Regions from separate parts of the Homo sapiens genome. Here region 2 is linked to region 1. A link is an interaction called in ENCODE POLR2A ChIA-PET data of the cell type or tissue named here. Cell type or tissue: GM12878. All regions are shown on one strand. Each heading gives the region's core, and the rest is flanking DNA. Links, peaks and the distances in the headings are about the cores only. Region 1 overlaps GTF2IRD1 (GTF2I repeat domain containing 1). Region 2 overlaps GTF2I (general transcription factor IIi).

Region 1 (11,914 bases), core at 1,498-9,497:
TCGTGCCATTGCACTCTAGCCTGAGTAACAAGAGCAAAACTCCATCTTAAAAAAAAAAAAGAAAGAAAGAAATACACCACAGGCCAGGTGTGGTGGCTGACCCCCATAATCCCAGCACTTTGAAAGGCCGACATGGGAGGATGGCTTGAGCCCAGGAGTTCGAGACTAGCCTGTGCAATACAAAAAAAAAGGGGGGGCTGGGTGTGGTGACTCATGCCTGTAATCCCAGCACTTTGGGAGGCTGAGGTAGGTGGATCACCTGAGGTCAGGAGTTTGAGACCAGCCTGACCAATATGGTGAAACCCCATCTCTACTAAAAATACAAAAAAAAAATTAGCCAGGTGTGGTAGCGTGTGCCTGTAGTGCCAGCTACTTGAGAGACTGAGACAGGAGAATTGCTTGAACCTGGGCGGTGGAGGTTGCAGTGAGCTGAGATCACACCACTGCATTCCAGCCTGTGTGACAGAACGAGAGTCCATCTCAAAAAGAAAGTAATAATATATTAATAAAATAATAATTTAAAAATATAAAGAAATGCATCACAGTGTTGACTTTCAGTAGGAGAGTTACAGCTATCTTCTTTTCTTCTATCTTTTTGTATTTTCCAGGTTGCTGTGTGTATTATTCTGAAAATAATCAAATAATCTATTGTATTAAAAAAAAAAAACTGGGCCACCCAGGTTTGGGTGTGGTGGCTCACACCTGTAACCTCAGCACTTTGGGAGGCCGAGGTGGGAGGATCACTTGAGCTTAGGAGTTCAAGACCAGCCTGGGCAATACAGTGAGACCCTGTTGAGGCTGCACTGGGCCATGATCATACCTCTGTACTCCTGCCTGGGCAACAGAGTGAGACCCTGTCTCAAAACAAAAACCAAAACCCAAAAGATTGTAAGGATATACGGTATAATAGTAATAATGCAGGCTGGGTGCAGTGGCTCACGCCTGTAATCCCAGCACTTTGGGAGGCTGAGGCGGGCAGATCACTTCAGGTCAGGAGTTCGAGACCAGCCTGGCCAACATGGTGAAACTCCATCTCTACCAAAAAAATACAAAAATTAGCCGGTGTGATGGTGCACACCTGTAATCCCAGCTACTTGGGAGGCTGAGGCACGAGAATCGGTTGAACTCAGGAGGTGAAGCGTGCAGTGAGCTGAGATCGTGCCACTGCACTCCAGACTGGGTGACAGAGCAAGACTCTGTCTCAAAAAAAAAAAAAAAAAAAAAAGAGAATCACTGAGACTATGGAATTATAATTATTCTAAAATATATAATAAATATTCATATTTAAATAAACATATTTATATTTAAATGTTAAAAATCAGAATTGTATAGTCAGAAAAAGTCAAATTTAATTAAAACATGTTTTGTTTTTTCCCCAGAGAACAAATGTAATATCTAAAAAATAATCTTTAAAAATAAGTAAATGTCCATGACTGTTGAAGTTGTATGTTTCAGGAGAAAGAGGCAGGAACTATTACAGTACACCTGGGTCTGGATCCCAGCTGACCCACCGTGACCTTGACTTTCACCCTCCCCATGGCCTCGCCCTCTCTGTTCCCCGTTCCAGAGGCCGGGCACTCACTGGAGCTGGTTAATGATGACCATGCGGACATGCTCTCGGGCCTTCAGGATCTTCTCCAGCCGGTGGATGTCGTACGTGTTGGGGTTCCGGAAGGGGATGTCATCAGGCAGACCCGTGACCTCCACGGCGTCTGGGCTGTCCCGGATTAGTTTATAAGGGACCAGCACCGGCCGGTTCAGGCCCAGGGCCTCACCTAGAGGGCACAGGAAGTCACAGTGAGGAAAGATGTCTCCTGTCAATGGCAAAGCCCTCTAGGGAAAGGGCTGGAGTCTGGGCTGCCCTAGCCCAGCAGCCATCACACCCAGAGAGTTTAAAAATCAAGACCCTGGTGGGGCGCAGTGGCTCACGCCTGTAATCCCAGCACTTTGGGAGGCTGAGGCAGGAGGATCACGAGGTCAGGAGATCGAGACCATCGTGGCTAACTCGGTAAAACCTCGTCTCTACTAAAAAAATACAAAAAAATTAGCCGGGCGTGGTGGCGGGCACCTGTAGTCCCAGCTACTCGTGAGGCTGAGGCAGGAGAATGACGTGAACCCAGGAGGTGGAGCTTGCAGTGAGTGGAGATCCCGCCACTGCACTCCAGCCTGGGCGACAGAGTGAGACTCTGTCTCCAAAAAAAAAAAAATCAAGACCTACAGGCTGGGCATGGTGGCTCACACCTGTAATCCTGGCACTTTGGGAGGCCAAGGCAGGAGGATCGCTTGAACCCAGAAGATCAAGACCAGTCTGGGCAACATAGTGAAACCTTGTCTCTACTAAAAATAGAAAAATTAGCCGGGAGTGTTGGCGCATGCTTGTAGTCCCAGCTACTTGGGAGGCTGAGGCAGGAGGATCACCTAAGCCCAGGAGGTGAAGGCTGCAGTGAGCGGAGATACGCCACTGTACTCCAGCTTGGGCAACAGAGTGAGACCCTGTTTAAAAAAAAAAAATCAACATACACAAAACGTGGGTCATGGGCAGAGCAGCCATGTCACCAGGGAGCAGGCAGCCAGCTGGGGGCTCCTGAAAGCCAGGCTGGCTGCAGAGGGAGGCCCCCCACCACCCCCGGGAGGAGGGCTTGGTGTGCTGACCCTGACCACAGGCACTGACCGTATTTCTCGTTGAAGAGTTCCTTCACCTGCTCCCGCAGGATCACCTTCTCCCCGAGTCTGTTGGCGTCATCTTCATCTACAAGAGGAAGACAAGGGGGCATGAGAGTTGGCACCAGCTTAGCCACTGGACCTGCTGCTTCTCCCACCAGGCGTCCCTGATCTGCCAAAACATTACATTCTCTGCAGGGCCGACCCACTCCTATATAGCTGTTTTTTTTTTTTTCCTTTTGAGACAGAGTCTCGCTCTGTTGCCCAGGCTGGAGTGCAGTGGCGTGATCTCAGCTCACTGCAACCTCTGCCTTCTGGGTTCAAGCGAATTCTCCTGCCTCACCATCCCAAGTAGCTGGGATCACAGGCACGTGCCACCATGCCCAGCTAATTTTTGTATTTTTAGTAGAGATGGGGTTTCACCATGTTGCCCAGGCTGGTCTCAAACTCCTGGCTCAGGTGATCCACCCGCCTCAGCCTCCCAAAGTGCTGGGATTACAGGTGTGAGCCACTGTGCCTGGCTGCAGCTGGTTTCTAGCATCAGTTATTGGTCTGTCCCTCCATCCATTTTTCTTTTTTTGAGACACGGTCTTGCTCTGTCACCCAGGCTGGAAGGCAGCAGTGGATCATAGATAGCTCACGGCAGCCTCCAACTCCCAGGCTCAAGTGATCCTCCCACCTCAGCCTCCTGAGTAGCTGGGAATAAAGATGTGTGCCACCATGCCTAATTTTTTAAAGTTTTTGTACAGATGGAGTCTCGCTATGTTTCCCAGGCTGAAGTGATCCTCTTGCTGGCCTCAAGTGATCCTCTTGCTTTGCCCTCCCAAAGTTCAGGAATTACAGATGTGAGCCACGGTGGCCAGCCCATCCCACATTTTTTTATCAGTGTCCCCAGCACAGGCCCTGTGTTGGGCACAAAACAACCTAAAGAGAAGAGGCAGGGCTGCTTCCCTGAGGGGCTCCCAGCCAGAGGGGGTGTCATCTGGTCACTAAAGTACAACAGGACACACTTAGGAGACAAGGGGCATGAATGAGGGTGCCCACCCTCTGTGGGCAAGTCTGGGGAGACCTCCCCCAAGAGAGAAGGATGCTTGAATGGGCTCTCAAGGCCTGACATGGTGGCTCATGCCTATAATCCCAGCACTTTGGGAGGCAGAGGCAGGCAGATTACTTGAGGCCAGGAGTTCGAGACCATTCTGGCCAACATGGTGAAACCCCGTCTGTACTAAAAATACAAAAAGATTAGCTGGGCATGTGGCGGGCACCTGTAGTCCCAGCTACTCAGGAGGGTGAGGTAGGAGAATCACTTGAGCCTGGAAGGTGGAGGTTGCAGTGAGCAGAGATCACGTCACTGCAGTCCAGCCCGGGAGACAGAGACCTGTCTCAAACAAAAATGAAAACAAACAAACAAACAAAAAATGGGCTCCAAAAAGGCAGGTAGGAGTTTGTGAAGGACGGAGTGGCAGTGGGAAGCCACCAGGACAGAAGGACCAGCCATGCATAGGCACTCAAGCGTGAAAGATCTTGTGTTGGCTGGGTGCGGTGGCTCACGCCTGTAACCCCAGCACTGAGGGAGGCTGAGATTGGCAGATCACCAGAGGTCAGGAGTTTGAGACCACCCTGGCCAACATAGCGAAACCCCGTCTCTACTAAAAATACAAAAATTAGCCGAGTGTGGTGGCGGGCACCTGTAATCCCAACTACTCAAGAGATTGAGACAGGAGAACTGCTTGAACCCAGGAGGCGGAGGTTGCAGTGAGCTGAGATCGCGCCACTGCACTCCAGCCTGGGCAACAAGAGCGAAACTCCGTCTCAAAAAAAAAAAAAAAAAAGAAAAGAAAAGAAAAAAAGAAAAAGATCCCATGTCCTGGAAGTGGCTGAACTTTGGGGTGGTACAGGGGAGATGACTGATGGGCCTAGTGGGGTCCATGCACAGGGGCCGGTGTCACTGTGCTGGGCTGTTGGAAATCCCCTGACCGCTCGCTGACCAAGGTCTGTGAATGGGAAACAGACCGTGTCTGGGAGTGTGGGGGCCGTGCATTCTCCCTGCTCACTGCCCAGGTAACCGTCACGGCCTATCTGCTGCTTGAGCCCTGGTGTGCTCTGCTCTCCCCTCCCTGTAGCCTAGAGGAGCTGCTGGAGTCAGTTAGCCCTGGAGATGGGGCCTGAGCTGGGCTGTAAGGCTGAGTGGGGGTTGGGCTGGAGATGGGGTCTGGGGCAGAGCTCTGCAGCAGCCTGTGGGCTTGTGCCAGGGTTGAGGACGGGGCTGGGATTGCAGGAAGGGTGGTTTGCATGTCCAACAGGAAATCTCCTCTCTGAGAAGCGTGGGGTCACATGGGCTGGGCCTCTTGGGGCAGGCGGGTTCGGTAAGGGTGAGATGTTGTGGGGTGGAGCTAGACGCAGGCAGGGAGCCAGGGCCGGATGATTCAGGGCAGAGCAGACTGATGGGTCTTTGGAGCAAAATGACTCCTGTTTTTTTTTCTTTTTGTTTTTCCAAGACAGAGTCTCACTCTGTTGCCCAGGCTGGAGTGCAGTGGCACGGTCTCGGTTCGCTGCAACCTCTGCCTCCCAGGTTCAAGCCATTCTCCTGCGTCAGCCTCCTGAGAGCTGGGACTACAGGCGCCTGCCACAACGTCCGGTTAATTTTTGTATATTTAGTAGAGATGGGGTTTTGCCATATTGGCCAGGGTGGTCTCAAACTCCTGAGCTCAGGTGATCTGCCTGCCTCGGTCTCCCAAAGTGCTGGGATTACAGGCGTGAGCCACTGTGCCCAGCCTGACTCCTGTTTTTTGAGACAGGGTCTCACCCTGTTTCCCAGGTTGGAGTACAGTGGTGCCATCATAGCTCACTGCAGCCTTGAACTCTTTGGCTCAAGCAATCCTCCCCACTCAGCCTCTCAAGTAGCTGGGGCTCCAGGCATGAATCACCATGCCAGACTAAGTTTTTTTAAAATTTTTTGTAGAGAGAGTCTCTCTCTGTTGCACAGGCTGTTCTCGAACTCCTAAGCTCAAGCGATCCTCCTGTCCGCAGCCTCCGAAAGTGCTGGGATTACAGTTGTGAGCCACTGTGTCTGGCTCTTTTAATCTTGAAAACTCTGGGAAGAGCTCACTTCTGTTTAGGAGGCTGCCTTGGGAACTGCATCTCCTGGCGTGGTGCTCTGTGCTGCTTAGAGTCTGCTGACCCCGTCTGGGTGGCTTGGCCTCCCGTGCGCAAGCTGCCAGAATGGAGGCCCTGTTCCCCATGTGGGGGTTGCCCCAAAGAGCAGGGAGCTTCCCACAGGACAGAGGCTGGGCACCTGCTTGGCCTGGTTCCTCCTTTTCCCAGGGCTCCAACACCCACCACCTCAGGTCCTCCCAAACCCTGCAGGTCCCTGGCCTGGTCCGTCCACACCCACACTCAGCAATCTCTGCACATCTCTGAGTTGCTGATCTGTCTTCAGGCACGGCCCGCCAGCCCCCCTGCGTGCCCAGAGACACTGCAAACATCAGCCATTCCAGACAACGTCCTCCTCCCGTGTCCCTATCTCGTGGAGTAATGCCTCTAATTCAGCCACACAAAGACCCCACGCTCCACATCCCCTAGAACCCTCGTCTTCTCCTGTGACCCAACACGGGCCTTCCTTTCAGGACTAGGATGTGGGAAGAATCAAGGCCACCCTTGTCCAAATCCATGCAGACAACAGTGATGGAGTCCTGGGCCCAAGGACCAGCTCCTAGAGCCTGCAGGGAAGCAACAGCACATTCCATCTGTCCCCATGCCACTGAGGAATCTTTGGTGGCAGGATTCTCAGCAGGCATGGCCATGCATGCACAGAACAGAGAAAGGATGGCCTGGATCACACACATCACTGTGTGCAGATGCTTTCCTAGACACTGCAGCCAAAGACACAGAGGCTCAGAGAGGTAAAGAAACTTGCCCAAGGTCACACAGCCTCTAAGCACCAGGAGTACTCTGTGTCAACCCCAAAGCCCTGGTCTTTCCACTCTACCATGAGCCCTGGGTTTCCTGAGGTCTCAGATTCCTCTACAGTTTCTTTCTTTTTCTTTTTTTTTTTGGAAGAGTCTTGCTCTGTCACCCAGGCTGGACTGGAGTGCAGTGGTGCGATCTTGGCTCACTGCAACCTCTGCCTGCTGGGTTCAAGTGATTCTCCTGCCTCAGCCTCTCGAGTATCTGGGATTACAGGCACCCACCATCACACCTGGCTGATTTTTGTATTTTTAGTAGAGATGGGGTTTCACCATGTTACTCAGGCTGGTCTCCAACTCCTGGCCTCAGGTGATTCGCCCACCTCGGCCTCCCAAAGTGCTGGGATTACAGACGTGAACCACCATGCCCAGGCTCCCCTACAGTAGCTGTAGAAAGAAGGCTTAATCTTTAAGATAGTTTCCTCTAATCTGTTGCTCTCAGCCCACAATGCCACACCTCTGTCTTCTCCTGTGTCGGGACAGAGCGAGACTCAAAGTCAGAGCTCTACGAAACCTGCAGGACAGAAAGAAGCTTAGCAGGCCTCTCAAAGACGAGGCCCAGACCGGGCACGGTGACTCACGCCTATAATCCCAGCACTCTCAGAGGCCGAGGCAGGTGGATCACTTGAGGTCAGGAGTTCCAGACCAGCCTGGCCAACATGGTGAAACCCCGTCTCTACTAAAAATACAAAAAATTAGCTGGGCGTGGTGGTGCATGCCTGTAATCCCAGTTACTCAGGAGGCTGAAGCAGGAGAATCCCTTGAACTGGGAGGTGGAGGTTGCAGTGAGCTGAGATTGCGCCACTGCACTCCAGCCTAGGCGACAGAGCAAGACTCCGTCTCAAAAAAAAAAAAAAAAAAAACACCAAACAGGCTGGGCGCGGTGGCTCACATCTGTAATCCCAGCACTTTGGGAGGCCGAGGTGGGTGGATCACCTGAGCTCAGAAGTTCGAGACCAGCCTGTCCAACGTGGTGAAACCCCGTCTCAACTAAAAGTACAAAATTTAGCCAGGCGTGGTGGCAGGTGCCTGTAATCCCAGCTACTCCGGGGGCGGAGGCAGGAGAATCGCTTAAACCTGGGAGGCGGAGGTTACAGAGAGCCAAGATCGCGCCATCGTACTCCAGCCTGGGGGACAAGAGCGAGACTTCATCTCAAAACAACAACAACACACAAAAAACCCAAACAAACAAAAAACATGGGACCCCAAACTTACTATGCCAAAGGGAAATGTTAAGCTTGGGAACTGAGTCACGCAATAGCCTTTTGTTCCTAAACAGATGGCTGCAAGATAGAAGGCCACCTAGCTCCCCTGGTGGCCTCCCTCACCCTGGCCATGTAAATTCACAGCTTATCTTCACAGGCAGGGGACAAAGATAAGAATAGAAATCATTGCTCTGTCTACCCAAGACAAATGCCTATATGACTTCCTCTACTCTATTTACTTTATCTTATGTAAAAGGCAGATTTACTGAGCACAGGATAAATACATCATTAACTATTCCTCTTCCCCCTTTATTTTTTTATTTTTCGAGACAGAGTCTCCCTGTTTTCCAGGCTGGAGTGCAGTGGCATGATTTTGGCTCACTGCAACCTCCGCCTACCGGGTTCGAGTGATTCTCGTGCCTCAGCCTCCAGAGTAGCTGGGATTACAGGTACCCGCCACCACACCTGGCTAATTTTTTGTATTTTTAGTAGAGATGGGGTTTTGTTATGCTGCCCAGGCCAGTCTCGAACTCCTGACCTCAGGTGATCCACCTGGCTTGGCCTCCCAAAGTGCTGTGAGCCACCGTACCCAGGCCCTCTTTCCCCTTTAAATACCAAAGTCCTCAAAACTCTGGAAAAAAGCACAGGCCACAGACCCTATTGCAGCTTGAGTCTCTTTTTCCTGGCTGTGTCCTCCCCCATGGCAAAATAAATCTTTAAATTGATTGAGACCTGTTTCAGGCACTTTTGGTTTACATGGCCCACGGGGGTCTATAGCAGGGATCCTGACCCAGCTGGGAGTCAGGGAGGACTTCCCAGAGGAGGTGACCACCACACGGGGCCCAAAGCTCCAAGGATGTGGGCTCATCTGCACGCTGGGGCTCATCACACGGACCTCCAAGGCAGTTGTGAGCGGTGAGTAAGACACAAGGAAACTTGTAGTATCCTGTGATTTCAGGTGCTCAACATGCTTTAGCCAATCAGGAAACTTCCCCTCTTCCTTCCAAGTCTTGCCTGGTCTGGGAAGAAGTGCAACCCTAAACCAGGCTGCAGCTAACCAGGAGTGACACTACGGGGCAGTCGATAGGATACTATGGCAATTCTATATGGGGCACAGGTCCCAGGCGGTGGACCAGAAGTGGTGGGAGTGTGCATGTCAGGAAAGTGGGGCCGGGCTGGCTGAGGGGGCTGGCAGTTTGGGGAGGCGTCCTGACCACCTCTGGAGTGTGGGAGGGGTGGAGTGGGGCTAAATGCCTTTGTCAATAACACCAAGAACTGGCCGGATGTAGTGGCTCACGCCTGTAATCCCAGCAATTTGGGAGACTGAGGCCACGAGTTTGCAACCAGCCTGGGCAACATGGCAAGACCCTGTCTCCACAAAAAAAAAAAAAAAAAAAGAAAAAAAAAGAAAAATTAGCTGGGCATGGTGGTGTGTGCCTGTAATCCCAGATACTTGGGAGGCTGAGGTGGGAGGATTGCTTGAGCCTGGAAGGTCAATGTTGCAGTAAGCCATGATTGCCCCACTGCACTCCAGCCTGGGTGACTGAGCTAGATCCTGTTTCAAACAAACAACCAAACAAAAATTAAAAAATAAAAAACAAGCTTGGCACATACTACGTGCAGACACTGTGCAAGGCCCACAATATACCTTGTCTGTGGGATTCTCTAGCTCAGTCAACATCAAGCTCAGGAAGAACACTGATTTTTCTCTGTAGCTGTTCTTGCATTTTCCTACCTCTTTCTTTTTATTTAATTTAGAGTAAAGAGAATTACGTGGTTTTTTTTTTTTGGTAGAGACAGGGTCTTGCTGTCATTCAGGCTGGAGTGCAGTAGCTGGGACTACAGGTGTGGGCTACCACACCCAGCTAATTTTTCCATCTTTTGTAGAGATGGGATCTTGCTATGTTGCCCAGGCTACATTTTTTTAAATCGTGAGTTTTTGAAGGAAATGGAGTAGGGGAGGCTCTGGTGGGAGCTGGATTGGACAAGCCCCTGCTTGAATGCCTGCATACAGTGGGGAAAAGGGGGATCCCCAGGGCCAGGTATGGGGAAAGTCCCTGGCTCATCAGACTGGAAGGCAATCTTGATTCTAATCCCTAATGCTGTGTGGTGTATGGAAAGTCACTCAACCTCTCTGAGCCTGTTTCCACATTCCTCAACTGGGACTCTGGGCCTGCTGGATCTAATCTCACATATCAAAAAGCACTACAGGCTGGGCACAGTGGCTCATGCCTGTCATCCCAGCACTTTGGAAGGCTGAAGTGGGAGGATTGCTTGAGGCCAGGAGTTCAAGACCAGTCTGGGCAACAGAGGGAAACCCTGTTTCTACCAAAAAAAAAGAAAAAATGCTGGGCATGGTGGTGCACACCTGTAGTCCCATCCCAGATCTTCTGGGAACTGTGAGTGCACCAGAGGCAGCTCCTTGGGCACATAAGTGACTCACTGTCTGGGAGGGAACCTGAACCACAGGTGAAGACCAACTCCCCTGTCCCCTGCCGTGTCTGGGGACCTGACACTGGGTTTGTGTCTGTGCTCTAGCCGTGCCCTGCAGGGGAAAGGGCAACGTCTCGATCTGAACAGATATTCCTGTTGGGCTCTGAGGTGTGCAGGCTGGCACCAGTCTTGCCCGACAGGAATCGTGGCCCCCGCTGCAACCGAGACAGCTCGCCCACGCACCCTGGTTAGCCCTGAGGGAGAATGCTAAGATCCTTGCTAACCCAGATGGCCCAGCCAAGCTTTATTTATTTATTTATTTTTTTGAGTTGAGATGGTCTGGCTCTGTTGCCCAGGCTGGAGCGCAGTGGAGCAATCTCAGCTCACTGTAACCTCCGCCTCCTGAGCTGAAGCCATCCTCCATCCTCAGCCTCCTGAGTAGCTGGTGCTACAGGTGTGTGCCACTATGTCTGTCTAATTTTTGTGTTATTTGTAGAGACAAGGTCTCACTATGTTGCCCAGGCTGGTCTTCAACTCCTAAGCTCAAGCAATCCACCCACCTTGGCCTTCCAAAGTGCTGAGATACAGGCGTGAGCCATCGTGCCCAGACCAGCTGAGCATCTCGGAGAGCTGCAGGTGGGGTCATGAGTCCTCTTTCCCAACAGAGCCAGGCTCCTGCCACCACCACCAGGTCGCCACCAGGGAGTTCCCCAAGGACTGCTGTGGGCAGTGGTGGCCTCGGCCTCAGGTGGGGCAGGGCAGCTCCAGCATGCCCGGTCACCTTTGAGTCTAATCTGCTCACGGGAAAAACACGGATCAGAGAATCGCCTCAGAGAGCTGCTGAGGACACTGCAGGGGCAGGAGCAATACCGGGCCCTTCAAGGCCAGGGTCACAAGCCCAGTGGTCTACCCAAGACTGATTGCCTGGGTTCAAATCCCAGCTCTGCAATCAGCTCGCGACCCTGGGCAAGTCCCTGAACCACTCGATGTCCTCATCTGTAAAGCAGCAATGGGCCGGGCATGCGGTGGCTCATGCCTTTCATCCCAACACTTTGAGAGGCCAATGTGGGTGGATCAGCTGAGGTCAGGAGTTCAAGACCAGCCTGGCCAACATGGTGAAACCTCATCTCTACTACTAATAAAAAAAAATTAGCCGGGCATAGTGGCGGGTGCCTGTAATCCCAGCTACTTGGGAGGCTGAGGCAGGAGAATCACTTGAACCCGGGAGGCGGAGGTTGCAGTGAGCCGAGATGGCGCCACTGCACTCCAGCCTGGGCAACAAGAGCAAAACTCCGTCTCCCCCCAACCCCCCCCAGAAAAGGGGGTTTAGTTTACCGTCCGGAACACCAAGTCAGCAAACCTATTCTCGGGAGGACCTGCCTGAGCTCCCCTGAACCCAGGCTGGCTGTAAAGACACCCACAGTTGCAAACATTTCAGAGTGTTCTCTGTTTGGAAATGTCATAGTTAGGACTCAGTGTGTGTAGGGTTTCACCTTCATGTTTCTGCCCCCAGTGCTGTGCAGAAAGTCCTGCTGAAAGAACCCATCCCCGCAGCAGCGACCTCCTGCCCACTGCCCCTGGACAGTGACACCTTTGGTGGACAGGCCTTCCCTTGACATTTTTCCTGCCCCCCTCCTGCTCATTCTGTTC
Region 2 (11,914 bases), core at 3,605-11,604, 120 kb before region 1:
TTAACCTCCACCTCTCAAATGCTTGAGGTGCCTACCACTCATTGAGAAAATCAACACATTCCCAACACTCACATTTGAATGTCACTATTTTACAGGAGCACTGAGGTGCACAGAGAAATATATCCAAGCCTATTTTGGAATACAAAAGTTTTAGAAGAAAACATCAATGTCTTTATGTAGAAGAACGAAAAAACGAACTGTATTATAATCACACAGTGTAACTACCATGATGACATGATTAAATCTACTTGTGACAAAACAGATAAATCCCAGCTGAGGCAGAGAATTGCTTGAACCCGGCAAGCGGAGGTTGCAATGAGCCGAGATCTCACCACTGCACTCCAGCTTGGGCGACAGAGCAAAAATCCATCCCCACCCCCACGCCAAAAAAAAAAAAAAAAAGATAAATCTTGAAAACTTAAATTGAGTGACAGACTATACTCAACAACACATACAGTGTACCACTGTGTAAGCTTCACTCAGGAAGTGGCATATATAAAACAATAAATATGACATGACACACACACACACACACACACACACACACACACACACACACACACACACTCCCGGGAGAATATTTACGTAGTAAAGCACATCACCATCAGGAAGGACAATTCTCAGTTTTCAAGATCATGGTTAACTTAAGAATAGAGAGAAAAGTGGGGATTTGGGGGAGCCCAAAGAAAGGCTTCAATGAAATAGTTACACGTTGTTTCTTGGAGGGAGGAGAGAAGAGACAAATACTATGGTTCACTAAACCTGGGCAGACTGATACTATGCTTTTAGGTTTTAAATATTTCATTTTAAAAAAGCGTGTTAGCCCCTGTAATCCCAGTACTTTGGGAGGCCAAGGCGGGTGGATCACCTGAGGTCAGGAGCTCGAGACCAGCCTGGCCAACATGGTGAAACCCTGTGTCTACTAAAAAACACAAAAATTAGCCAGGTGTGTTGGCACACACCTGCTATCCCAGCTATTCGGGAGGCTGAGGCAGAAGAATCACCTCAACCTGGGAGGTGGAGGTTGCAGTGAGCCAAGATCGCGCCACTGCACTCCAGCCTGGGCAACAGAGTGAGACTCTGTCTCAAAAAAAAAAAAAAAAAAGAGAGAAATGAAGGCCTATGTCCACACAAAAGCCTCTACACAATGTTCATAGTACCTCTATTTGTAATGGCCCCAAACTGGAAGAACCCAAATGGCTATCAACAGACAAAGAAATGAATAAATTTTGACTCAGGCATACAATAGAATACAAATCAACAATCAAATGGAATCTACTACTGATACGTGCAACGCTGTGGATGAATTTCAAAACAATCATTTGAAATGAAAGAAGCCACACTGCTCCCCGGCCCATGAAAATAGTCCACATTTTATTATTTCATTCATAAGACTTTATAGAAAATGCAAACTAACCTAAAACAGAAAACAGATCCGTGTTGCCTGAATACTGGGCAGGGCAATGAATAACAAGGGGACACAGGAAACTTTTGGGGTTATAGATATTTCATTATCTTGGATGCAATGAAGATGGTGTATTAGATATGTAGATGGCAAAGCTAACCAGATTTTTTACTTTAAGTGTTTAATATACTATAATTATGCAGTGAGAAAAAATTAAGCTGACATTATCTGCATTTGCCTAATAGGTTTGTTTTATTTTGCAACACTAGAACCTGGGATTGAATTCTAAATTGTGCCACAACTTTTGCTCATCCTTTTAAGAACACAAATGGCTATTTTACATATCCCCTCTGGATTGTCTGAGTTGATCTTTTAGCCCCATTTTTAAATGTTTTATCCCCGGGACTGAATTACAATATATATGTCAATCAAGAACTGATCAATAAAATATTATTTAAGAAATTAAAGCAATTGATGAGCAAATTTTAATTTTAACCACGAATAATTTTTAGAAAGAAAAATTGCATTAATTCAAATTACCTTGAATGTTATATTGATAATAATCAGGATCTTCTGATTCTTCCTTTACTGTCACAGCTGCCATTTCCAGGGAAATGCCTAGAAAAGCAAATGCAATGATATGATTGCATGTGAGAACTTTCAGCTAGATTGTGTAGGGAAATCCTCTCTGCCCTCCCTATAAATACAGCAATGCATATTTATTTTAAGTAAAGACTTTACGTCTTTGAAAAGACAAAAGTTTGCTAGGTAGCAGAAGGTAAAAAATCACTATAATCCCAGCCAATGCAAAGTTTTAACCATTTATTAATATTCTGCAATTATGTGCTGCTCTTTTCTCCAGCAAATTCTTATCTTTAGAATCAAAGAAAATTTTACCACACTCCCTTTTCACTTAATATTAAAAATACTTTTATAAACCATTGAAACACACTTATAAACATCAGTTTTAATAACTCAGTATTCCAAAGGAGAGATAGCATAATGGTCAACAATTTCAATAATGAGATACATTGGTTTTTTTCTGCCTAATACATCCCTTTTATTACAGGGATTTGTGTAAGGGTACAAAGCACACCTTTCTGCATAAAGCTTTGCCCACAATTAGGACAGATGATTTGAAGCAGACCTTTGTGGCCAGATACAAAAGAGTACATGTTGTGTAATTCCACTCATATGAAGGTCAAAATAGGCAAAAGCAATCGATGTTATTAAAAAGTTGACTTTGGGAAGGGCCAAAATTGTGCCACTGCACTCCAGCCTGGGTGACACGGCGAGACTCCCTCTCAAAAAAAAAGAAAAAGAAATGAACAATGCATGGGTGCACATACACATTTCAGACTGAGATATTCAACCACAGTCATACCAACCCTAACACAAACGAAATCGTGAGCTCTGACTTGGGCAACTTTGTAAAGAATATTTTCAACTCTAGAGAAAGAGCTCAAAGAGAGTTAAATTGATATACAAAGGGTATGCATCCCTGAAGCAACAAGCAAAAAAAGGAGTTACTCCATTGCCTTCAATCACCAAGGGGAAAGTGTTTTGCTGCTACACAGTGGTGGCAGAGAACACTGCATCTGAGACCTTTGCAACTCTCTGGGCTAACTTAGCACTTTCATGTCCATCAGTAAAAGTTAATAGAAAATTACAGCTAACAGCCAGGTGCGGTGGCTCGTGCCTGTAATCCCAGCACTTTGGGAGGTCCAGGCGGGCGAATCACCTGAGGTCAGGAGTTCGAGACCAGCCTGGCCAACATGGTGAAACCTCGTCTCTACTAAAAATACAAAAATTAGCCGGGAGTGGTGGCACGCACCTGTAGTCCCAGCTACCCGAGAGGCTGAGGCACAAAGATCACCTGAACCCAAGAGGTGGAGGTTGCAGTGAGCGGAGATGGTACCACTACACTCCAGCCTGGGCGACACAGCAAGACTCCGTCTCAAAAAAAAAAAATAAAGAAAGAAAGAAAATCACAGCATTACAGCTAACAAAAAAGGCAGATCCACTGGGGATTCAGACCCTTCAGGAATAAAAATTTGGGTCACTCCAATTGGCTAAAGAACCTTACACATACTGGCTGGGTGCAGAGGCTAATGCCTATAATCCCAGCACTTTGGGAGGCTGAGGCGGATGATTACCTGAGGTCAGGAGTTCAAGACCAGCCTGGTCAACATGGTTAAACCCCGTCTCTACTAAAATAAATAAATGAATAATACAAAAATTGGCTGGGTGGCACACGTCTGTAATCCCAGCTGCTCGGGAGGCTGAGGTGGGAGAATCGCTTGAATCTGAGACACGGAGGTTGTGGTGAGCCGAGATCGCACGACTGCACTCCAGTCTGGACGACAGAGTGAGACCTTGTCTCAAAAAATATAAATAAATAAAAATAAAAAGGTAAATCCAAAAAAAAGTCTGGTAAGCTGCAGAAACGTAGACTGTGGCGACTATGCCTATTGTCTTCCTTGTCTGTTACAAATGTGTTTGTGTGAAGATTATATGCTTGCATATACTAACTATTCTCTTCTGTGTGGTAGTATTTCACAATAGTTTGGCTGGAAGTTTCCTTTCCATTTGTCCATTAGACTAGAGATTACTCAAATAGGTTTGCACTGCATTTAAAGAGCAGGTAACATAGCTCGCGACTGGATTTTCAGTCAGTCTCCCAGCGATGGGTGTGACTGCTGGAACACTGTGTCCCCCCATTTTGAGGAGAGAGTAAAAATGGATTTCTTTGTAGGAAGTAAAGTTGCATCTCTTTAGATGGAACAGTTGTCTCGTTGTTGTACAGAAGGTCAAATGTGCAGGGAAGGGTGTGTATATATGCTGAGCAGCCAAAGAGAACAGCCTGGGCCACCCACAAAACTGATGTCTCTCAGTTGCAAACCCATCCTCTGGGTTTCTGCTGAAGTTTGAGCTCTGCATAGCAGCTGGCTCCATGTGAGTCTCTGCCACAAAGATACACTACAGAGAGAAAGGCTAGAGGAGGAGAAGAGATCTGGGCCTTCCTTTTGGCTTCTTGTCTGCATTCTCATCCCAAAAAGGTCACTCCTTGGTACCCTCGTTCAGCCTGGCCAAAGCAGGCCCTCCCATCACAACAGCTGTGCCCGGCTGGCAATGTCTCCAACACTACCAGAAGCAGCCTCACCATGCCCCTCAGCCACCAGCACCAGCCAAACACTACCCCACCTCAGAAGTCAGATGGAAAGCTGATGGGGTGGCAGCCACTGCCTAGAATTGTTCCTTAAAAAAAACCTTAGTATTCTCCTTAAGGTTACAAAGTTAACAATTTTATAACCAGTTAACAATCTGTTTTTGTTTGTTTTGTTTTGAGATGGAGTTTCACTCTTGTTGCCCAGGCTGGAGTGCAATGGCACGATCTTGACTCAATGTAACCTCTACCTCCTGAGTTCAAACGATTCTCCTCCCTCAGCCTCTTGAGTAGCTGGGATTACAGGCGCCCACCACCATGCCCTGCTAATTTTTTTTGTATTTTTAGTAGAGACTGGGTTTCACCATGTTGGCCAGGCCGGTCTCCAACTCCTGACCTCAGGTGATCCACTCGCCTCAGCCTCCCAAAGTGCTGGGATTACAGGTGTGAGCCACTGCACCCGGCCAACAATCTTTACATTAAATTTTCTCTGTTCCAATAACTGATATGGTTTCTGTCTCCTGGCTGCACCCTGGCTATAAATGTACATCTTATTTGCAGGATAAATTAAGAATACAAAGATGCAAAGTGTAAAAGAGAAAAAAAAAAACCTATAATGATGCTGATGTGTACATAAAGACAGTTGAAAGAATTCAATTAAACACATGGGGTTTCTGAATTCAGCATGTTTCTTTTTAGAAGCAAACTAAATATTCAGGAGATGAATATATGAATTAAGGGGAAACATTTGCAAAATGATGATTTTTTTTGGCACAATCTACTGAAAACCACACAAAAATTTGAGATTTCCTATGGAGTGAAAATAAAGAAAAAAGAAAAACCTTCTGTAAAACCAGCAAACAGTGTAAAAGACTCAAATACCTTTTCCAAAAAAGGATAATTCAACACTTTCTTGCAGCTCTCCCAAAATACACTTACATACATAAAAGCTCTCATTCACATGCACGCACACACACGTTAACGCGGCCCTACCCTCCTCCCCAACAACTCATTCGAGATGCCCTTAGATGGGGTGAAGCGGGGCAGGTGGCTGCCCAGGAAGCATGGCAGAATGAGAAGGCTGACAAAGGGCCGGGGAAGGGGCTGGGGAAGCTGCCGAGGGCCTGGTCAGACAGAGGGAGATGAGGGGGCAGGCAGGGCGGTGACAGCCCACTAAGGAGTGTCCCGTGTGAATAAGGGGCACAGGGCCGAGCAGCGGGAGGCTTGACAGTGGCACTAGGACACAGGATAACACTGGGAAATGATGAAATAAATACATATGCTGAGAACATCTGGGTGCCACGGTTCTAGGACAGAACAGAATTATAAACGGGGGCCGGGCACGGTGGCTTATGCCTGTAATCCTAGGACTTTGGAAGGCTGAGGCAGGAGGATCACTTGAGGTCAGGAGTTCAAGACCAGCCAGGCCAACCTGGCGAAACCCCGTCGCTACTAAAAATACAAAAATTAGTCGTGCGTGATGGCGTATGCCTGTAATCCCAGCTACTCGGGAGGCTGAGGTGGGAGAATCGCTTGAACCCAGAGGCAGAGGTTGCAGTGAGCCGAGGTCGTGCCACTGCACTTCAGTCTGGGTGACAAAGCAAGACTCCATCTCAAAAAATAAATAAATAAATAAGGAATTAAATAGCAATTTTATTTGAGAATTGAAAATGGTCTCCTTGGAGAGTGGAAAACAGGAGTGCAGAGAAGGAAGGTGGAGACGAAGGGGGCATTCTATTGATTTTTGTAAAAAGCACTATAGAACAGCTGACCTCTTACATTATATGTCTGTACAACGGGAAAAAAAAATACATTTTATCTACAAACATATGTAACTGGCAAAGAACTCTGCCTACCACTTACTGAGCAAATTACCTTTCTGGGTCTTAATGTGATAACATTAACAAATAGTGTCACAGTTGGAATACATTAGTAGTGACTGCCTCTTTCTTATCAAAACAAAACAATAATTGAGTCAAACTATAAACTTCTACACTAAGGAAAAGTCTTCCTTAATTTCACCATTGATTCTAAAAGTGCTAGTACATACCAGAATCTTCTGTGGGTTCAGTTTTCACTTTGATGGGGCCACAACTGCAAGGAGAAGAAAGCCCTGATCAAGCCACGTGCTGGTGACAGCCATTCCCACAGCATTCAAAGTCTCTGGGTCTCAAAGTGTTAAGATCCCTCCCTTGACCAAGGTGGGTGCAAACCTGACTCAGCTTAAAACTGACATATTTATTTATTGCATAAATAAGAGTTATTGGGCCGGGCACAGTGGCTCACGCCTGTAATCCCAACACATTGGGAGGCCGAGGCGGGCAGATCACGAGGTCAGGAGTTCAAGACCAGCCTGGCCAATATGGTGAAACCTCATCTCTACTAAAAATACAAAAATTAGCCAGGCGTGGTGGCGCTCACCTGAATCACTTGAATCCGGGAGGTGGAGGTTGCAGTGAGCTGAGATCATGCCACTGAACTCCAGCCTGAGCCACAGAGGGAGACTCTGTCTCCACAAAAAAAAAGAGTTATCAACTGAACTTAGTACTTCAATTTCTATCTATCTTTTGGGGAAAAAAGTACAATAAAATACTACAGAGTAGCATATTAAGACTTATCGGGCCAGGCGTGGTGGCTCATGCCTGTAATCCCAGTACTTTGGGAGGCCGAGGCAGGTGGATCACCCGAGGTCAGGAGTTCGAGACCAGCCTGGCCAACACGGTGAAACCCCGTCTCTACTAAAAATACAAAAAAATTAGCTGGGCATGGTGGCACATGCTTGTAGTCCCTGCTATTTGGGAGGCTGAGGCAGGAGAATCGCTTGAACCCAGCAGGGGGTCAGAGGTTGCAGTGAGCCGAGATCGCGCCACTTCACTCTAGCATGGGCAAAAAGAGCAAAACTCCATCTCAAAAATAAAAAAAAAAAAAAAGAGTTACCAACTGAACTTAGTACTTTAATTTCTATCTATCTTTTGGGGAAAACAGTATAATAAAATACTACAGAATAGCATATTAACTTCCAAATACCACTCTAAGGCCAATTCACAGTGTGACCAATGCCTCTGGCTTTTCCCAGGAACTCTACTATTCAGAAATACCAAGTCAAAGAGGGCATGTTCACAAGATCCCCAAATGATATCCTTGCCTATTAAACTTTAAGATGTGTGACATGAGGCCTTTTTAATATTCTGATATCTCAATTATCTAACAACTAAAACTTTTTGAGGTGTGGGAGTTAAACAGCAGTAATGAAATTAGGTTTTACCTTCCACCTGGAGATAGTATTGACCTGTCAGCATCTGTTACCATCACACGACCACCTACATACAAAAAAAAAAAATTGGAGTTAGTTTTTCAACATTTCAAATATAATATGTCTAAAGGCTTTAAATATAGAATTAGTGGGGTAGAACTAGGCTTTGCAGCTCTGGATCACACCAGAATAAACACTGCTTTTCATCCCTTCACCCAACCACAACCTCCTTGAATGAAAAAGCTCTTATTTTCATCAGTGAGAGAAATGCAGAAACATACCATTTGTCTAGTAAGATGGAATATGGAGAATATGACTCTGCTGACATATAAATGATGAAACAGATTTTTTTTTTTTTTTTTTTTTTTTTTTTTTAGAAACAGGGTTTTACTCTGTTGCCCAGGTTGGTGTGCAGTGGCATGATCATAGCTCACTGCAGCCTCCAACTCTCGAGGATCAAGCAATCCTCCTACCTCAGCCTCCTGAGTAGCTGGGACTACAGAAGCATGCATTACCACTCCCAGCTAATTGTTTTCTATTTTTTGTAGAAATTGGATCTTGCTATGTTGCCCAGGCTTATCTCGAACTCCTGGCCTCAAGGGAGACTCCCACTCTGGTCTCCCAAAATGCTGAGATTAGGCTGGGCGTGGAGGCTCACACCTGTAATCCCAGCACTTTGGGAGGCTGAGATGGGTAGATTGCTTGAGGTCAGGGGTTTGAGACCAGCCTGGCCAACATGGTGAACCCCCGTCTCTGCTAAAAAAATATAAAAATTAGCCAGGTGTGGTGGCGGGCGCCTGTAATCCCAGTTACTCAGAAGGCTGAGGCAGGAGATTTGCTTGAGCCTGGGAGGCAGATGTTGTAGTGAGCCAAGATCATGCCACTGCACTCCAGCCTGGGCGACAGAGCAAGACTCCATCTCAAAATAAATAAAAAAATAAATAAATAAATAAATAAATAAAAATAATAATTAAGTTTAAAAAAAACTTTTAAGTCTGAAATTTAACATAAACATGATAAATATTTCTCCATCTTAAAAGAGATTTACACAAAAATCCTACCACTAACATCATACTTCATGGTCAAAGACAGAATGCTTTCCTACTAATATCACAAGGTGATGTCTGCTATCACCAATGCTGTGTGACATTTATATTCTAGTCAGAGCAACAAGAAGAAGAAATAAGAGGCACTTAGATTGCAAAGAAAGGGGTAAATTGTCTTGATTCTCACACAACATGATCTCCTACATAGAAAGCCCAGAAATAAACAAAGAGTCAAAAGACTTTCAACAAAGATAACAAGGATATCTTGAGGGAAAGGACGGTCTTTTCTGCAAATTGTCCTGGAATCATTGGATATCCACGTGCAAAAAGATGAATTTATACCTTTACCTTGTATAATATACAAAAATGACCTCAAAATGAACCATAGATCTAAATGTGAGAGTTGAAGCTATAAGACTTGTGGAAGAAAACACAGAAGTCATATCTTCATGCCTTTGGGTTTACGCAATGGTTTCTTGAATATGAAGTCAAAAGCTTAAGTGAGGGCCAGGCGCAGTGGCTCACGCCTATAATCCCAGCACTCTGGGAGGCTGAGGCAGGTGGATCACCTGAGGTCTGGAGTTTGAGACCAGCCTGACCAATATGGTGAAACCCCGTATCCACTAAAAATACTAAAGTTATCCGGGCATGGTGGCGGGCACCTGTAGTCCCAGCTACTCGGGAGGCTGAGACAGGAGAATTGCTTGAACCCGGGAGGCAGAGGTTGCAGTGAGCTGAGATCATGCCACCGCACTCCAGCCTGGGTGACACAGCGAGACTCTGTCTCAAAAAAAAAAGCACAAGTTAACAAAAGAATAAACTTATTTTTATCAAAATTTAAAACGTTTGTGCCTCAAAGGATACTACCAAGTAAGGGAAGAAGACAAGTTATACAATAAGGATAATGTAGATTTATTAGAATTGGAGAAAATATTCCCAAATCCTGTACTCCAGCCTGGATAACAGAGTGACACCATTGCAAAAAGAAAAAAAAAATTTTTTTTTAACAAATCATCAATTAGAGACTTATATCAAGACTATATAAAAAACAAGACTCAATAATAAAAAGACAAACAAACCCAATTTTTAAATGGGAAAAGGACCTAAATAGATATTTCTCCAAAAAATATGTATGGATGACCAATAAGCACAATTGAAGATAACACAAGCCTGTAATCCCAGCACTTTGGGAGGCTGACACAGGCGGATCACTTGAGCTCAGGAGTTCCAGACCAGCCTGGCCAACACGGCAAGAGCTTGTCTCTACCAAAAAAAGGTTCAGAAATGAGCTGGGTATGGTGGCACACGCCTGTAGTCCTAGCTACTGAGAAGCTGAGGCAGCAGGATTGCTTGAGCCTGGGAGGTTGAGGCTGCACTAAGCTGAGATGGCGCCACTACACTCCAGCCTGGGCGACAGGGTGAGACCCTGTCTCAAAAAAAAAAAAAAGAAAGAAAGAAAGAAAAGTAAAAACACATCAACAATCACTAGAGAAATTTTTAAAAATCAAAAAAAATTAGATACCACTTCACATCTATTACAATGGCTAAAATCAAGAAGTAAGTTGGCAGCAATGTGGGGGTAACCCTCCTATCCTGCTGTGAGAATATAACATGGTATAGCCACCTTGGAAAACAGCTTGTCAGTTTCTTCAAAGTTCAGTGTAGCAGGGCGCGATGGCTCACGCCTGTAATCTCAGCACTTTGAGAGGCCTCCCTTGATCATGAGGTCAAGAGATTGAGACCATCCTGGCCAACATGGTGAAACCTCGTCTCTACTAAAAATACAAAAATTAGCCGGGTGTGGTGGCGCGTGCCTGTAATCCCAGCTACTCAGGAGGCTGAGGCAGGTGAATCTCTTGAATCCACGAGGCGGAGGTTGCAGTGAGCCAAGATCATGCCACTGCACTCCAACTTGGTGACAGAACGAGACTCCGTCTCAATTAAAAAAAAAAAAAAAGTTCAGTGTAAATTTACCCTATTCCTAGTAATTGCACTCCTACGTAAATATCCAAGAGATATCAAGGAATATGTCCAGACAAAACCTTGCTCAAGTATGTTCACTGTAACATTATTCCCAATACCCAAAGGTGGAAACAACCAAAATATCTATAAACTGATGACTGGATCAACAGACAGTATGTTCATGTCACAGAATAGTTAGTGCTCAGCAATAAAAAGAAGCTACGGCTACACCTACCAAGCTCGATGAGCCTCGAGTGAGTGATGCTCAGTGAAAAAAGCTCATTTCAATAGGATACATACTACATATTCCATTTCTACAACATTCATGAAATAACAGAGACAGGGACGATGAAAGCATCCCAAAATTAAGACTGTGATGATGGGTAAAAACCCCTTAAAAACATTTTAAGATTGTAAATCTACTATTAGTGAATTATATACTTAAGACAGGTGAATTTGGCTGGGCACAGTGGCTCACGCCTGTAATCCCAGCACTTTGGGAGGCCGGGGCGGGTGGATCATTTGAGGTCAGGAGTTCGAGATCATCCTAACATGGTGAAACCCCATCTCTACTAAAAATACAAAAAATTAGCCGGGCGTGGCAGCATGTGCCTGTAATCCCAGCTACTCGGGAGGCTGAGGCAGAATCACTTGAACCTGGGAAGCAGAGGCTGCAGTGAGCCAAGATCGCGCCACTGCACTCCAGCCTTGGCGACAGAGCAAGACTCCGTCTCAAAAAATAATAATAAAAAAAAAAGGCAGGTGAATTTTATGGTGTATCAATTATACCTCAATAAAGCTGCTAAAAAATTAATCTTTTCACCACAATGAGAATAAGACAAAGGTTAACAGAAAACACAATGTGTATGTTTATGTATATATAATTTTTTCCTTTCATAGTTACATGTTTAAAAGTATTCCAATGATACTGGTTATTTACTTCCGAAAGTCTCAAATAAACCTGGCTCTAAAGGGTATTACTCTTTATCCTGTTTTCCCTTCAAATGAAATGGCTAGACTTCCCTAAAGGAAGCTGAAATCCGCATCATTCTTCAAACGCCCTTCCTGGAAATGCTCTCTTC

What was found. Peaks named below come from ENCODE experiments on the same cell type or tissue, not always from the same donor. Only the 100,000 strongest peaks of a DNase experiment are listed, where the experiment ranks them.
Region 2: POLR2A ChIA-PET joins it to region 1 with 11 read pairs; 4 of 35 experiments call an interaction of 5 or more read pairs at or near these places.

The regions. Positions count from the first base shown.
Region 1 is chr7:74,580,686-74,592,599 of GRCh38, reverse strand. It overlaps GTF2IRD1 (GTF2I repeat domain containing 1), which reads right to left. Exons shown (of 27, transcript NM_005685.4): 23 at 2,672-2,749; 24 at 1,583-1,775. Among named protein-coding and RNA genes, the nearest start is that of MIR10525, 9.3 kb to the left of the region's middle. RefSeq lists enhancers at 4,517-4,676, 4,697-4,746, 4,226-4,812, 4,813-5,400, 11,083-11,584 and a silencer at 10,826-11,120. In GM12878, for the core only: no CTCF peak of the experiment used is centred there; DNase peaks (open chromatin) are centred at 4,639 and 4,999; H3K27ac peaks cover 1,669 bases.
Region 2 is chr7:74,701,141-74,713,054 of GRCh38, reverse strand. GTF2I (general transcription factor IIi) reads right to left here. Exons shown (of 35, transcript NM_032999.4): 7 at 7,837-7,891; 8 at 6,622-6,665; 9 at 1,946-2,023. The region is part of intron 2 of GTF2I-AS1 (GTF2I antisense RNA 1); the gene reads left to right. Among named protein-coding and RNA genes, the nearest start is that of GTF2I-AS1, 22 kb to the left of the region's middle. In GM12878, for the core only: no CTCF peak of the experiment used is centred there; no DNase peak of the experiment used is centred there.